2 separate regions of the Mus musculus genome follow, and region 2 is linked to region 1. A link is a loop called in an ENCODE intact Hi-C map of the cell type or tissue named here. Cell type or tissue: heart. All regions are shown on one strand. Each heading gives the region's core, and the rest is flanking DNA. Links, peaks and the distances in the headings are about the cores only.

Region 1 (7,617 bases), core at 1,709-6,708:
ACATGACTGAAGCCACCACAGCAGATACAGGATTTCAGAATCTCTGCTTACACCGGACTCCTTCACGTGTTGTCTAAAGCCTTCCAATTGCTCCTCGAATCTGGAGACAGGAAGCATGGAACCAAGAGCAACCAACCAGCTGATTAACTGTCACCAAACATGGTAGTCTAGAAAGTCTAGAATAAAGTGGCAGGAGCCATGAAGCCTGGTTCTATCAAGACTCCATGACAGGGTTTGGTAGGATCCATTTCCTTTTTATGGAGCGATTCAATATAGTGTCTCCCTTCTAGAAAGCTTAAGGAAAATGAAAACAGGAAAAGCAGCAAGAATCAAAACTCAAGGCTAAGGAGGCAAGGCTGCAAGCGGTACCTGGTCAGTGACGTCATACACCACAATGATGCCATGAGCCCCGCGATAGTAGCTGGAAGTGATGGTCCTGAACCGCTCCTGACCAGCTGTGTCCCACTACGAGTCAGGAGGAAAAGGGTAGGTCAGCCACGGGAGAACTCCCACCCCGAGGAAGCCACTTTTGCCTGAGGGCTGGAGAGGGGTCATACTCACAATCTGCAGTTTGATGGTTTTGCCGTCCAGCTCAATGGTTCGAATCTTGAAATCCACACCGATGGTGCTGATGTAGCTCTCTGTGTAAGTGTCATCCTGAAAGGTTGTGGCTGGTGAAACGGACTGAGCAGACAGGTCCCTGCCCTGCTGTGCTCCTCACTGTGCCAGGCGAGGTTCTAAGCTCCCCAACTTGCAAGGAAGGCCTGGGCCCTCGCTGTGGCGGCTCCAGCAGCCTCACTCTTGGTTCTTAGGACTTGCAACTACACTGAGTTCTGAGTTGCCCCTTCTTCCTCCCAGTGGCAGCCTGAACCCCAAGTGGATAATAGAGGGGTGCTTCTTACTCACAGCAAACCGCAGGAGCAGGCACGACTTGCCCACGCCGGAGTCACCAATCAAAAGCAGCTTAAACAGGTAGTCACTGGCGAGAGAAGATGGGAAGGTATGAAGGCAAGCAGGAAGTCCTCCCCTGTCCCTTCCTGCACTAAGCACAGCAGGACTGTAAGGCATACTTCTGCTTGGTCTACTACGGTGCTCACTAGAGCCTTCTACTGTTCTGAAAAAGGGACAAAAGTAAGTAAAAAAAATTGACCCTTATTAGCCCCCAATAAGCTAGCACAGTTTGCTAAGAGATATGTGGTATCATTTGGTAAAAACTAAGAAAATCACATTAGGCCATACAGTATGCCAGTCTAGGACCCAAAAGGGAAACCTGACCCATAAAGTCAAAATAAATATGAAGCTGGAATGGGAGGTGATGAGTGAGTGTGTGAGTGTGTGTATGTGTGTGTGTGTCTGTGTGTGGTGAGGGGAGGACGGTGCTTGCCTCTTGGCAGAGGCAGACAGAATTCTGAGTCCTAGGCCAACCTGGTCTACAGAGTGAGTTTCAGGACAGCCAGGGCTGCAGAGAAACCCTGTCTGAAAAATCCAAAACAAAAAACAAATGTGAAAGAGCCTGAGATGAAGTCACACTAACAGGAGGCAGTCAACAAGTGGCCATGGAAGCAGCCGTCAATACTAAACTGGAACTGACCCTGTGTGAAGCACTTGAAATCACCCTTTACTAAACCCTCACAACAGTGCACACAAGTGGGTGAGTGTTATTTCCAACCACTGAGGAAGCCAGAGGTCACAGAAGGGAGGTGACTTGCCCTAAGCAGTTGAAAACTGTGAGACTGGAAACCAGGCCTGTCAGATTCCAAGCTCTTTGACAGCCAGCCGGTAGCTTCCCCCTCCTAAGCCCACTTCTGAGTTCGAGCCTCCTCAAGGAAATCTGAGGCCTCGAGTTGGGGAAGAAAAAGGAAGTGGAGACAGGGAAGAAGATAACGTGGGTGCAAAACTGCATGCCGGCCATCTACTCCAAAGGGTTTGGGCTTGAGGAATAAAAATTCTACTCCAAGGGAGCAAGCAAACTCCACATTCACCTAAAGTTCTTTGGCAGTGTGACAGGAAGCCAGCTGACAGTGGCACTGAAGGCCCGAGCAAAGGTGAGAGGACAGAAAAGAACAGACCGCCGGGAGCACCATGACAGCACGACCCAAGCAGGGCAAATGGTAGCCTCGGAGGAAAGGATCTGCAGGGGATGTGAATCAAACAGGGACTTGGGGGTCCCCTCTTGTCTTGTTAGCTTCTAGGCCAGCCCTGGGACCGAGGCTCCAGAAGAAAGGCAAAGGCAGAGAGGTTCACAGCCCAACTCAAAGTACTCGACTGTGGAGATCAGAAACTCTAGCGATGGGCTCCAAACCGCCTGCCCTTGGTCAAGCTGTAGGTGGGAAAATTGAAGCTCAGGGAGACCAAATCTGCACGGTCACCTAACCAAAAAGGCCTGTGAGGGCTGGTGCTGCGGGCTCCAAGTGCTGCCCATTCAGGCTGCAGCCTCCGGGCCTCGGGCTGCAGAACTCGGGGTGTTGAGTCGGGGTCCTGGGGATCCCGGGGGGAGGGGCAGGACCCGGATGTAAGGGGGGGGTCAGCGGAAGAGGGACCCGGATGTGGGGGCGCCGCGCAGTTCTGACCAAGGCCAGACAACTTCGGCAAGCATATAGCCCCATAGACAGGATCGAGGCTGCGCCGCACGGCGCGGGCGGGGCTCACTCACTATTCGGGGTTCATGGCGGCAGCGGTGGCCCGCTCGGTCGCTCCCAGTCGGCTCTGCTCCGCCTCCCGTTCCAAGATGGTTGCCACTCCGCCCTAGAGGCCCCGCCCGCGCCGCGCAGGCGCAAATCCTTCCGACTCGGGTTGCGCCGCGCTGCCTTGCGGAACCTGTAGTTTCCATGGATATTCGACTTGCCACTGCTGCGCAGGCGCAACTCAGGGAACAGAGCGGCCGTGCACTCTCCAGAAGCCACCCGCGAACGGCCTTCTGGGGTCTGTAGTCTTCCCAATCACTGAACCGACCCAGCTACAAAAAAATCTTCGTTGGGCTACCTAATCTGCAAGTTTGGATCTTGTTTAGTACCGGGGTAGGTAGGTATACTTCGCCTCTGAGGTGGGCAGCCACTTTTACCCTCTCGGTTCGCAGATTGAAACTAAAAGGTGTAGCGTATTTAGGACCAGAAAATTTTGACTTATTCAGTGTTCTTCGTGGAATGGACACTGCAGCCTTAGTACCAGGATTATATGATCACTAGTATTACATATATGAAAAACCATCTCAGGAAGCTCAGTCCAAGAACGTATTAAGAAGTCATAACAGGCAGAATTGTCTAGAACCCCATAAGGGCATGTGTTAGGTGCAACCCCAAAATCTGTAGCATCCCCCCCAAACAGTTCAGGATAATGGCAGAGTATTAGTTCCAGCCTCGAGGGCAGGGAATGATATGCGTGTGTATCCTGTATCCCTCACTCCCGCAGCCTCTCCCGATTCCACCCGACTCAAGGGATGCTCAGGGGCTCTGGGACTCCTCAAAACAAGCCCGGTTCAGATTCAAATCGTCTTTATTTCTACAGCAACATCTGAAAATAGAGAGTGACTGCCTTACCCAACAAATGGGGTAGCCCCTCCTACTGTGTGGGAGGAAGGGGGACATCAGAAGCTGAGGCAAGGATGGCGTGGCAGGATGGCTCAATGGGCTGTGCCCAGGGTGGGGTCAGGCCATGCCTGGGAGGGGCTGGGGTGGGGGCGGGGTGGGGGAGGACAGTGCATTAAGTCCCCGGAAGCAGCACAGGGCCCTGTGGTGTGAGGGTCTGGGCATTTGCAAGATGGAGTGGAACGAATCCCTCCAAGACCAGGCGAAGAGGTCTAGGGACCCCTTTTGGGAGGCTCTGGTCCCAGAACTTGAAGCTTGGGAGATACCACCACTGGGAACGGGGTGATTTAAGGCCTGGGCGGTACCACTGGATAAGAGAGAGGCAGGTGGTGGCCCGGGAATACCGTGGACTGAGAGGAGGGCTGAGAGGATGACACACGGCCAATAACTTATTTCTCTATATACAGAAGCAACGGCCGGGAGTGGAGGGCAAAGGTGCTGAGGGGACAGCAAGTACTTAGTGTTCTTGGCTTTGGGGCTGGGTAGACAGGCCACCACTCCCACAGGCCCTGAACTCAGGGAAGAAAGGCCCCCTGCTGGAAGAATAAATAAGGAGCAGAGCTGGAGCCGGCAGGACCGTCCTCCAGGGCCATGGCTGAGATGACAAGGGAGGAAGTTACCCTGAGATTGAACAGAAAAGACAGGGGTCCTTGGGAGGGGCAGGCAGGACAAGCAGCAGGCCCATGCGCAGGGCTGGGGGAAGGGACCATGTCGGATGGAGGCTCTGGTGACTGGCTGCCCCTTCAGCTTTAGCCCACCAGGGAGCTTCTTCGAGAGAGGTCCATGGAGCTGGAGCTCAAAGTGCGGCTGTCAGAAAGACCCGTGCCTCCAGGCTGTGGGCAGAGGATGCAGCTTAGTCCTAAACTGTTGGGAGTGAAGGGGGACGTGGGGGGTGGGGGGACGACACACACGCAGCATTCCAGAAGAGGAAGGGATGATAAAAGGGCCAAACTAGGTGCCCTGTGCAAATACAGCCAGTCTAAGACTGGCCAAAGTTAAAGTTTAGCTCACAACCAGGACCTGAGAGCTTCAAGTGGGAACTGGTTGACTGGATCTCTGCCCCAAGGCAAGAGTTTTCCCTTTATCTGACCTCTCCCTCCACTTGTTTCTACCAATCTCCGCCTGAAACCAGAGCAGTGGTTGGCTAAAGACTCACCAGGGGAAGTTGGGTGGGGCCATACACAGTAAAAACAGGGCCCAGAGGCCTGGGTCTAGGCTGCCTAGTACCAGGTGCCCTCCATTCTTACCTGGACTGGCTCTTCCACACTCTTGTTAAGGAAGTTAAGAGAGCTGGCCCTCTTCATCCTGAGAAAAAGGAGGGCCAGGATTTGTTAATATTAGGTGAGATAATAAAGGGATACCAGGTTGGGTCTGGGATGGAGGGCATGATAAAGCAGATCTGGTGACAGTGTTTTCCGAGAGGGATGGGAGGGTCAGCAGCTCACCTAGAGTTAGGGGGCTCCTGTGGGCCCCCTCCCTGCAGCTTCCTCACCAGCATCTCACTGCTGCGTCTCAGAGCATCCCGGAGCTTCCCAAAGGAGCCACTGCGCCGCAGAGAGCCGCTGCCGTCCTGTGGGAAGAACAGTCTCTAGGCCCTGCTTTGTAGTCTTACAGCCCTCCTCAGCCTCCACACTCACCCCACTCCACTCAGCTGCAGGCCCTGACTCCTCCAGGTCCGACTCAGATTGAGGCCCAGCCACATCTCTGCTGCCACGGCGGTGTCCTCGTCCACCACTGCCATCTTTTAACAGTTCTACCACCTTGGTCTGGCTGGCAGGATCCAGGCCCTGAAGGGGGCAGGAAGCATCAGACCTGACTAAAGCACACATGGAGCCTCATAGGTCTCTACTTATCCTCCTCCACCATGAAAGCCCTACCTGTTTGCGGCTGCGGCTGGCACAGTCTTCCAGTGTGTGTGCGGCTTCCAGCTTGCCCTGGCGCCGGTACAGGGCGCCCAAGCTTCGCAGAGTGGTGTTGACTGTGGGACTGTGGACAGATATCACATGGGGGTCTAATATCGAGCAAACAGGCCACGCAGAATCTGCCTTTCCCCACCTGCCTAAGCCTGTGGTAAACCCACTGGTCTCTCCCATTCTGAAAGACCTGGCCTAGCCCTAGATTTCTAGGATGCTGCCACCAGGATCAGAAGCTGGGGACCCAGCAGTGAGTGGGCCAAACTGTCACGGGGCAGATAGTGTTTTGGGTCAGGGCCTTGAGAGGTGAGCTAGCATGAGAGAGGCGTCACAGGAGTGAGGATAGTCTGAGGCCTGGGTCTCCCTCACCAAGGATGCTACTTCCCTGGTACTCATTCTCCTCCTGCCCCAGGCCCATCAGCCCTCACCTGTCAACTTTACAGGCTTTGTACCAGCTGCCATACTCCCCATAGGGGGCGCTGTCCCGGCGCTTATCCTGAGGGAGAGACCAGTCAGTTGAGAGCCGGGAGTAAGCCAGGCTCCTTCCATCCCAGCCTCAGAGCCGCCCTACACCTGCCAGCTGCCCACAGCTGCCCACCTTGCTCTCCTCGCGCTCCTCTGCGTGCATCCAGATGGGCTTGTTCTCTCCTAGAAGGGAAGGACTGTCACCTGCCTGCCACACAGATCTCTCCAATCGGGCTGCACATGGGAGTAATGTCAGGGCTATGTAGGAATGACCCAAACTGGGCTTTGTTGAATAGAAGAACAAGAGGCAAACCCAGAACATCACTGGCCATCCTCTGGACCCAGATGAACCAGCCACATGGAACAGGAGTAATGGGGAAGGCCCTTATACACCTTGGACTAGAGACTGGTGATGGGCCTGAATGATGGGCCAGGGTGAGGAATGGGGATCAGGAAATGGCCAGAAGGTTGTTCCGGGGAAGAAAAGACACTCGGGCCAGCCCTCAAAGTGAATGGAAATTGTCATGTAGAGAAAGAGGAGACTGGGTGTACTGATAGACGCCTTTAATCCCAGTACTCAGAGGCAGAGGCAGGCAGATCTCTGTGAGTTTGAGGCCAGCCTGGTCTACATAGTAAGTTCCAGGACAGCCAGGGCTACATAGTCAGACCTTGTCTCAGAGAGAGACAGAGATAGAGACAGAGAGCAAAAGACTGACTGAGCAGGGGGTTTGTCAATTTGTCTGGCCAGGGCATTGAATTGGGTGGATGGGTTCCTGAAGGTGTGTCTGGGCTTCTGCCAAACTCTAGGCAAGATGGCTTGCAAGGCCAAGTACTGCCCTGGGTACTCCTGGCTGAGTAAGCATGTGTTAAATGAACTGGAGGTACATAGCAACTATGGACTCACCATTGACTGAGCCAAACTCCTTCTCGTGCGCACGGGTAAGGATCTCCTTGTACAGGGTCTCTGCATCCTGGTACTTGCCCTGTTTCAGGTAGCAGGAAGCCTGGATGGCAGAGACAGTGGGTAAGCAGCCTGCAGGGAGCTTAGTTTTCTTTCTCCTTCCTCCTGGACATCAGCCCTCTCCCTCCCTGCCTCCTTCCTTTCCAGCCTCCCGCCCAGCCACAGAGCACCAGGTTGTTCTTGGTCTTCGCCACATTGGGGTCATCAGGACCAAGGCGTGTGGCATAGATCTCCAGGGCTCTCCGGTAGTAGTATTCCACCTCCTCAGCTTTGCCCTGGTTCTGGCACAGCAAGGCCAGGTTGCTGAGCTGCTTGGCCACATCTGGGTGAAACTTGCCCAGGACCTGGTAAGAGTCAGCGGTCGGGTTCAGAGTTGCCCAGATTCTACTGTCTGCCCAGCACTCTTGGCCCTGCCTGCTCCCACCTTCTCCCGGATCTCCAGTGCTCTCTTGCACAGTGGCTCAGCCTCTTTGTACTTGCCCCGTTTGCCGTAGAGAACAGCCAGATTGTTGAGGGTCGCAGCCACCTGGATGTAGGAGAATGGAGGTGTCTTCACTCAGGGCCCTAGCAGGCAGGGGGATCTGGAACTTGTGAGGACTGGAGAGGAACACTTAGGCTAACTCTTACTCACAGCTGGGTGGTCCTTGCCCAGTGTCTTTTCCCGGATAGCCAGGGCATCATTGAGCAGGTGAGC
Region 2 (7,617 bases), core at 1,762-6,761, 260 kb after region 1:
CAGAAAGCAGTTCTTTGGTGTCCTTTCTAACTTTACTATCTATCTAGGGATCCCTCAGCAAGGATTTACTTCTGAACATGGATGGAAGCAGATCACTGTGTGGGACTGCGATCCTGGCATCCAGGACCTTAAGGCAGAATTGCCGTGAACTTGAGGCTCACAGTGGATCCCAGGCTAGCCAGGCCCACACAGCAAGGCACAAGCATAAAAATACTAAGAGTAAAAAAAGGCAGTTTGTTTTGAGACAGGGTTTCTCTGTGTAGCTCTGGCTGTACTCATTCTGTAGACCACATTAGCCTTGAACTCAGAGATTTACCTGCCTCTGCCTGTACTGGGATCACATGATTTTGTGTCCATGGACCCAGGCTGAGATTGCTCTGAACTACTGGTCTGGTTCACTTTGCCTGCTGTGGCTCACACTTGGAACCACCAGTCTGTCCAGCAGCGTCTCACAGACTAGGCAGCTGTGAGCGGTTCTTAAAGTCCTGGTGTAGGTATTCAGTAGGTATTCAGTCTCTTACAGGCACAGTCCAAAGAATGGAATTGATGGCTCATGGGGTGTGTCAGTTTTGCAAAATAATACTCAGCTGTTTTCCCAGAGTGCTCATAGCAATTTACTCCCACCAACTGGGATCAGTTCCTGTTGCTCCTTTTGCTCAACACTTGATATTGTCTGACTTGAGGTTTTTGCCATTCTGGTAGGCATTAGGGGCATTTGTTTTTCTGATTTCTAATCAATGTGAACCCTTTCCATACGCTTTCTGTGTGTGTGTTTGTTTGTTTTGTCTTTGTTTTTTGTGGGTTTTTTTTTTTTTTTTTTTTTTGGTTTTTCAAGACAGGGTTTCCTCTGTGTAGCCCTGGCTGCCCTGGAACTCACTCTGTAGACCAGGCTGGTCTCGTACTCAGAGATCCGCCTGCCTCTGCCTCCCAAGTGCTGGGATTAAAGGCGTGCGCCACCACTGCCCGGCCTCCCTTGGGGCTGCCTTTCAGCTCCTCTACCACGTTCCCTATTCTGTTGTCCCCTTTGCTTTTTTCACTACTAGGGACTGAACCCATGGGCTCATGAGTGCTAGGCATCCTACCACACAGCTACATCCCCAGCCTGTGTCCCCGTGTGCATATGTATGTGTGTGGTGAGGAGTGGTTCCTTGCCTAATCATGTGGAGACCAGAGGAGGATGTGAGGCATCGTCCTTTAACGTTTTCCACTCCTCTTACTGAGAGGCTCTCACTGAGCCTGAAGCTGTTTCAGCTAGGCTAGCCGGAGAGAACTTCTTGGATTCTCTCTGCCCTGACACAATGGAGTGATGGAACTAAAGGCACAAGCAACCATGCCTGGTTTTAGGTGGGTGCTACGGATTTGAACTTGGGTCCTCTTGCCTTCACAGCAAGCGTTTAGTTCCTGAGCCATCCCTGCAGACCGTTTGCTTCAGGAGATGTACTCTCATGCACCCTAGACTGGCCTGGAACTTGCTTCGTAGCTAAGGATGACCTTGAACTTCAGGTCTGCATGCTCATATCTCCCGAATTAGTGAGTCCAGGGACCACCTCAAGCAATGTTCCAATTGGGCCAAGTCCCAGACACTTCCTAGACTGCAGCTCTGATATGAATTCTGGGTGGGGATTTTATTGATAAGAATATCTTTACCCACGCTGTGTTCATCTCATTACTCAGGTTTTAAATTAAGTTTCTAGTTTTTTTAGACACCATCTTTTCTTTTTTCCTTTCCTTTCTTTTCTTTTTTTGAGGTAGGGTTCTCTATGTAGCCTTAACTGCCCTGGAACTCTGTAGACCAGGCTGGTCTCAAACTCACAGAGATCCTCCTGCCTCTGCCTCCCAAGTGCTGGCATTAAAGGCATGCGCCCCCACGAGGCAGAACAGAGAGAGACCACCCTATTAATTAACCTTCCCTTTATCAAATGACCATGAGAATTGTCTCATCTCACACCCAGTCCCGTACTGCCATCCTTACCTTCCTGGAGAGTAAACATGCAGAAAAGCATTTCATTTGTATAATCAAGCCATTGTTCAATGATACTTTCTGTTGAAGGAATGACTATCAAGCAGGAACCATTGTTACACAGCACTGTACCTGCTCCCCACAACCCTCACCGTATGAAGCTCAAAAAGCATAGCATGGGTTACATGACACAGGAACACAGGCTCCCACACACTTTGAGCTCCAGTGGCTAGTTTCTTGAAAGTTCAAGGGCAAATTAGCTTTCTAAGCTCCAAATCTCTTACCATTCCAAAATAAAAAATGTAATAAGTGCTTACAAAGATACTAGTTTCAGGGTTGGCTCACAATATGAGCTTGAAAACAATAGAAGTAGGATTTGGCTTTCAAGTTTAACCATTTCCTTCCTTTTCTATGGTAGCTTGGCAAACAGCAAAAGTCCCACCCATTCATTCTTGCCAGACGCTAAGAGCACATGCTATGATGACTGGCAGGTGACCTCTTACCCACATCCCATCCACCCGCTTCCTGGTACCTTTGACTCCCACTGACTTTCCACCAGGTGCTGCCTAGACTGACTGCTGACATCTGGAAGCCTTCAGCCTACCTGGCTCCCAGGAGAAAAAAGCCAACCCACACTCTCTCCCACAATGTTTAGGAATTGGGACACCCAGGGCACCTGCCCAGAGCCCACATGGCTAGGGTGGCTCCCTCTTGGGAGGGGAAATAGAAGGCACCAGTTTCGGTCTGCACTGATAACGAATGAAGTAGACGTGTTCAGCCCTGGGAATACACAACTCCCCAGCCTATCTGCTCTCTGACACAGAACACCAAGTATGAAGGCCACTGATTTTATTAATTTAAAAATCTTTTATAAGGACAGTGACTGTTTTTGCCAAAAAAAGGAAAGGAGCCAAAGGGCATCCAACAGATAGTGAGGGAGAAGGGGGCCAGGAATCCATTCAGGAAAGTTGGTAACTGCTGCCACGGAACTGCAGGGGGAGGTGGAAGGGAAAGGCATGCAAGGGAAACGATCCCAGAAAGATTGAAACGCTGAGGGGAGAGAACTCCCCATAGACCCTGGAGTACATAGGAGGTGAGGGTGACAACAGCCATCTTTTCCTTTATGGAGGACAGGGAGGAGCCCTGCCCTGCTGCAGACTCTGGAAACTGTGCTGTGGCTGGGGTATGAGGGATCCCCAGAGAACACTACAAGAAGGCATCACACCATTCTCGAAGGCACCCAAAGCAGTCCCGGGACTGCTTGGCATTGGCACCACATGTATCCTTCAGCCATTCTCGGAAGAGGTCTTCATCTTTCTTTAGCACCAGAAACTGGCCAAGGACCACATAAGCCTGCAGAATAGAAAAGGGCATGTGGCTAAGTGTCTCATGGGCTAAAGCAACAGGACTGTCCACGCTGATACCACTCCGAAGAGGCCAGATCTCTGAAGCTAGGGAGGGTTAGGTGGTAAATACTTCAGAGGGCAAGGCCATTTTTATTTTGATTAAGACAGGGTTTGTTGCCAGGCAGTGGTGGCGCACGACTTTAATCCCAGCACTTGGGAGGCAGAGACAGGCGGATTTCTGAGTTCGAGGCCAGCCTGGTCTACAGAGTGAGTTCCAGGACAGCCAGGGCTACACAGAGAAACCCTGTCTCGAAAAAAAAAAAAAAAGAAAGACAGGGTTTGTTCCTTTGTTGTCAGGGCTGGCATTAAATCCCACGGGAATCCTCTTAGCTCAACTTCCCAAGTGTTAGGGTCATAAGCACAATCCACTATGCCTAGTTTCATTTTCGTGATATTTAAAACACACAAAAGGGCAGGGGACAGTGAGCCACACCTTTAATCCTAGCACTGAGAAGCCCTGTCTCAACAAAACACAAAAATGAAGGAGGCACCATGCCTCCCCAGGTACCCCCCAAACATGTGTGGGCCTCACTCCCAATCTGCGTGGTACCACCTGTTGCCAACCTTCGCTCCTACCCCTCCCTGGCATTTGCAGCCCCCCCACACCTTGTCAAAGCCCCTTTCCTCCAGCCTCTTGCTCAGGACGTCACCAATCCCGGCCAGGCTCCCCACTGGCTTTTCCCCCATGGGCTCTGCCACGAAGTCTCGGTGCTTTTGGGAGGTTGTCATCGTGATCAGGCTTAACCTGGGAATCCCCCCCGCCAAAAAAAAAAAAAAAAAAAAAAGAAAAGTAGGTTAGGGCTGAAGACCACAAGTCCCAAGGGCAATATCCTACCACAGCTACTGTGGCTGCTCCCTTGAGTCCCCCCAACCCATCCCCGGCTATTCGGAAATTTCCACTTTCCGTGGGTCCTGGTTTTGGGTATATTGGATATATCAGCTTGCACTAGCTGGTGGCGCACCTAAGGCAACAGAGCGACTCCCAGACTCAGTAGTCAAGGTCCGCCCTGAAGCCCTCACAGCCCGCGACCCTGGCTACACAGACACTGACCCCGTTGGGAACTAACACGTGGTAGGAACAGCACGCGGCTCTCGCCAGCCTCGCCGCCCTCACTCGGGCTGCCGGCCTCTTCCACGCCTCTCAGGTCCCGCAGGCCCCGCCCTGAGGCCCCGCCCCGCTCCGAGCGCCCCGCCCCCTCCACGCGCCGCCACCCGGACACACCGCGCATCGCCCCTCCCGCAGACTCGGGCTGCCCCGCTGCAAAGGCGCGCCTCCGCGATGGATTCCCCTCCCTCCCGCCTCTGCGCGCCGCCACCGCACGCCAGCCGGAGCACCACTCCGCTTCTCACGCTCACCGGAGGCTCCGGCTCTGGTAACGGCTCCTCGCGCCACTCGGCCGCTCCCGCCCAGACCTCAAGCTACGAGACGGTTCCTCGACTTCCGCTTCCGGGTCGTTTTATGCGCGACCTTCAAAACTAATCCCCAAACTGGGCAGGTCTAGCTACCCGGAGCCATAGAGTTGACGCGCAATCGCCAGCCGCGGCGCCCACGGGGGTCGCTGTTTTCCGGTTCCTCTCAAGAAGCCATCCGGCTTTCGATGGCTTTTGTTTCTCCAGCGGCCCTTCCGGTCTGTGGGATCGAGACCTCCGAGGAGAATGCGTTTTCCTGCCCCGCACTCGGAACTTAGGCTTGCCTCACTTGATGGAGGGAAGAGTTAAAGGGACGGACGAAGAGGGGGCGGGAAATCCGGAGGACCTCTGAGCGCCCCGGAATCGCAATTCCCGGCGCGGTTTCCTCAGGTCTGTCACCTCAGACCGGCAGACGGGAGGGAGGAACAACGGAGGATTGGGGCCGAGCGTCCAGACCGGCGTTACCGTCGGGGCCACCTGCAGGTCACAGTTGTTTGCTCTTTGGTCCCTCGCTGTCGAGGCGCGTCGTGGACGAGCTACTGTCGCCGTCAACCTGGAAAGCGGAGCGTGCTGGTGTGGCGCCGAGCGGGTGAGTTCCGTGGGCAGCTCTCGTGCTGGGCGCCGCGTCGGTCGCTCCGTGCCTGGGATGTGTCGGGAGGCCGTCGTTGTGTGGCTCTCCTGCCTTGGGTGTTGAAGCCTGTGGCGGAACGCAGCTCACCTTAGATTTCGCTCAGAGAGCTTGGCGGGATGACCGATCGGCCTGGGAGGGGGAGGCGTCGCCGTCCTAACAGGACTGAGACGTAGGACTCAGGGCTTGCCCTGTGCTGGGTAGTTTCCGTGATCTCGCCGATTTACTTAGTTTTTCTTTGTTATTGAGAGGGCCGGCCCCGTGCTCCGTGGGTTGGGATTAGTGTTGAGATCGAAGGCTTGAGCCACCCTGACGTCTCAGCTGACACTATAAAACCTGTGTTTCCTGGTTTGGTTTGTTTTTTTTTTAAAGATGTCCCCCATGGGTGGTGTTGTGAGTGCCCTCGGAAGCCAGAAGAGGGCGGTGGATGCCCTTGAATTGGAGTTAAAGGTGGTTGTGAACCATCTGATGTGGGTGCTGGCTCATAGGACATCTCCCTGGCCCTTGAAGGTCCTGCTTGTTTGTTTTTGGTTTACGGTCTCCCTATGTAGACTAGGTTGGCCCAGGACTCAACAAATTTCTGCCTACCTCTCCCTCCCAAGTGCTAAGAATAAAGATATACACCAGCACCTGGCTAAGTCTGTGATTTGTCTTTCAATGATTTCATTCATGTTTTATGTGTATTAGTGTTTTTACCTGCATGTGTGTCTCAAAAGAGGGCGTTGAATCCCCTGTGGCTGGAAACCATACCTGGTTCTCTGCCAGAGCAGCAAGTCCTGCTGTCCCCTAAAGTGCATGTTTTTAACAGGGCGAGGTGGCACTTTTTCGTATAAGGCTGCTTCTCTTGAAAGCAGTCCTGGCTTCTAAGGCTGGCATCCAAATAATTCTGGAAGAAGAACTGACAGTCTGTGCACCCTAACAACCCTGGACAGAAACCAGCATGTCTCAGGCCAGCAAGAGGAAGCATGTGGTGCAGGAGGTGCTGGGGGAGCACATGGTGCCTTCTGACCACCAGCAAATAGTGAAAGTGAGTGCCGCCTGTCTCGGGCTTCCCGTCCTCCTCCCAATGCTCCCATTGCACCGCTGGGTGTGGAAAGGGAAGGCTCAGTGCAGGTCGGAGCATGCTTGATTTAACTGATGAAGTGGCTAGTTCTCGCTTTTTCCTGGACCAGGTCCTCAGGACTCCTGGGAACAATCTGCATGAGGTGGAAACAGCACAGGGGCAGCGCTTCCTGGTGAGCATGCCCTCCAAATACCGCAAGAACATCTGGATCAAGAGAGGTTAGAAGCATCCCTTCACAGTACGGAACCATGGCCTTGACTTCCTTCTCCATAACAGGAGTGGCTTTATCCTTTATCATCTACAGGGGATTTCCTCATTGTTGACCCTATTGAAGAAGGAGAAAAAGTGAAGGCTGAGATCTCTTTTGTGCTCTGCAAGAACCATGTCCGCTCTCTACAGAAGGAGGGTCACTGGTAGGATGGTCTTCCTCAGCCACCCTCTGGCTTCTGGGGAGAGATTATCCTAGCTAGGGAGGGGGAGGGGAAGGAGAAAGTTACGCCGTCCCAGGAGGAACATTTGGAAACAGCTGTTTCACTGAGAGGGTTCTCTCTGCTCTCTAACCTGGCTCTTCTCTTGTCACAGGCCTGAGGCCTTCTCTGAGGTAGCTGAGAAACAGAACAATATGAACAGGTAAGGAGCAAGCCCCCAGCCCAGGGAAGACAAGAAATGCAAGTTCACACCTTGGTGCCTCAAGGAGAAAAGGGAGCCTGCTTTTCTTGTTTAGAGAACTGCGGCACATATAATAGAATGGGTGGTTATGAGTGTGGCAGGAAGGTCACATGTTAAAATGCTGGCTTGGCTACTTAATAAGCAAGTGACTTTAGATGCATTTTTTAGTATCGTAAGAAGGTTCTTAATTGGATGTGATTGGACATGCCCGCAGTTCTAGATCAGGAGTTTGAGACCAGCATGGTCTACTCATAATAGGTTCAAAGCCAACCTAGGGTACAGGAAACCTTTTCTCAAAAACAAACAAGAGTTCATCTAAGACAGAGTTATACAGAGAGTAAGATTGCTTGGTGCAGCAGTCCTCACCTGTGGGTCGAGACCCCTTTGAAGGTCACGTGTCAGATACTTAAATTATTATTCATAAAAGTAGCAAAATTACAGTTATAAAGGAGCAATGGAATAATTTTATGGTTGGGGTCAC

Evidence for each region. A loop is a pair of places that touch in the nucleus more often than their neighbours do. Peaks named below come from ENCODE experiments on the same cell type or tissue, not always from the same donor. Only the 100,000 strongest peaks of a DNase experiment are listed, where the experiment ranks them.
Region 2: it touches region 1 in a loop (2.7-fold over the local background); 1 of 42 quality-filtered maps calls a loop at or near these places.

Annotation. Positions count from the first base shown.
Region 1 is chr19:5,104,272-5,111,888 of GRCm38, forward strand. Rab1b (RAB1B, member RAS oncogene family) reads right to left here and starts at 2,725. Exons shown (of 6, transcript NM_029576.3): 1 at 2,654-2,725; 2 at 907-979; 3 at 562-657; 4 at 370-465. The coding sequence starts at 2,667. It overlaps Klc2 (kinesin light chain 2), which reads right to left. Exons shown (of 16, transcript NM_008451.3): 6 at 7,555-7,617; 7 at 7,348-7,449; 8 at 7,094-7,267; 9 at 6,867-6,966; 10 at 6,096-6,145; 11 at 5,926-5,993; 12 at 5,462-5,570; 13 at 5,222-5,371; 14 at 5,030-5,154; 15 at 4,832-4,889; 16 at 3,475-4,417. The coding sequence ends at 4,334. In heart, for the core only: CTCF peaks have their summits at 4,121 and 5,958; DNase peaks (open chromatin) are centred at 2,110, 2,800, 3,940, 5,965 and 1 weaker place; H3K4me3 peaks cover 1,626 bases; H3K27ac peaks cover 2,883 bases.
Region 2 is chr19:5,361,846-5,369,462 of GRCm38, forward strand. Banf1 (BAF nuclear assembly factor 1) reads right to left here and starts at 5,031. Exons shown (of 3, transcript NM_011793.3): 1 at 4,723-5,031; 2 at 3,973-4,111; 3 at 2,788-3,313. The coding sequence starts at 4,095. The coding sequence ends at 3,167. It overlaps Eif1ad (eukaryotic translation initiation factor 1A domain containing), which reads left to right and starts at 4,968. Exons shown (of 6, transcript NM_027236.2): 1 at 4,968-5,365; 2 at 6,213-6,431; 3 at 6,577-6,685; 4 at 6,772-6,880; 5 at 7,050-7,097. The coding sequence starts at 6,345. In heart, for the core only: CTCF peaks have their summits at 4,620 and 5,829 (motif pointing right); DNase peaks (open chromatin) are centred at 3,944 and 4,826; H3K4me3 peaks cover 3,025 bases; H3K27ac peaks cover 2,218 bases.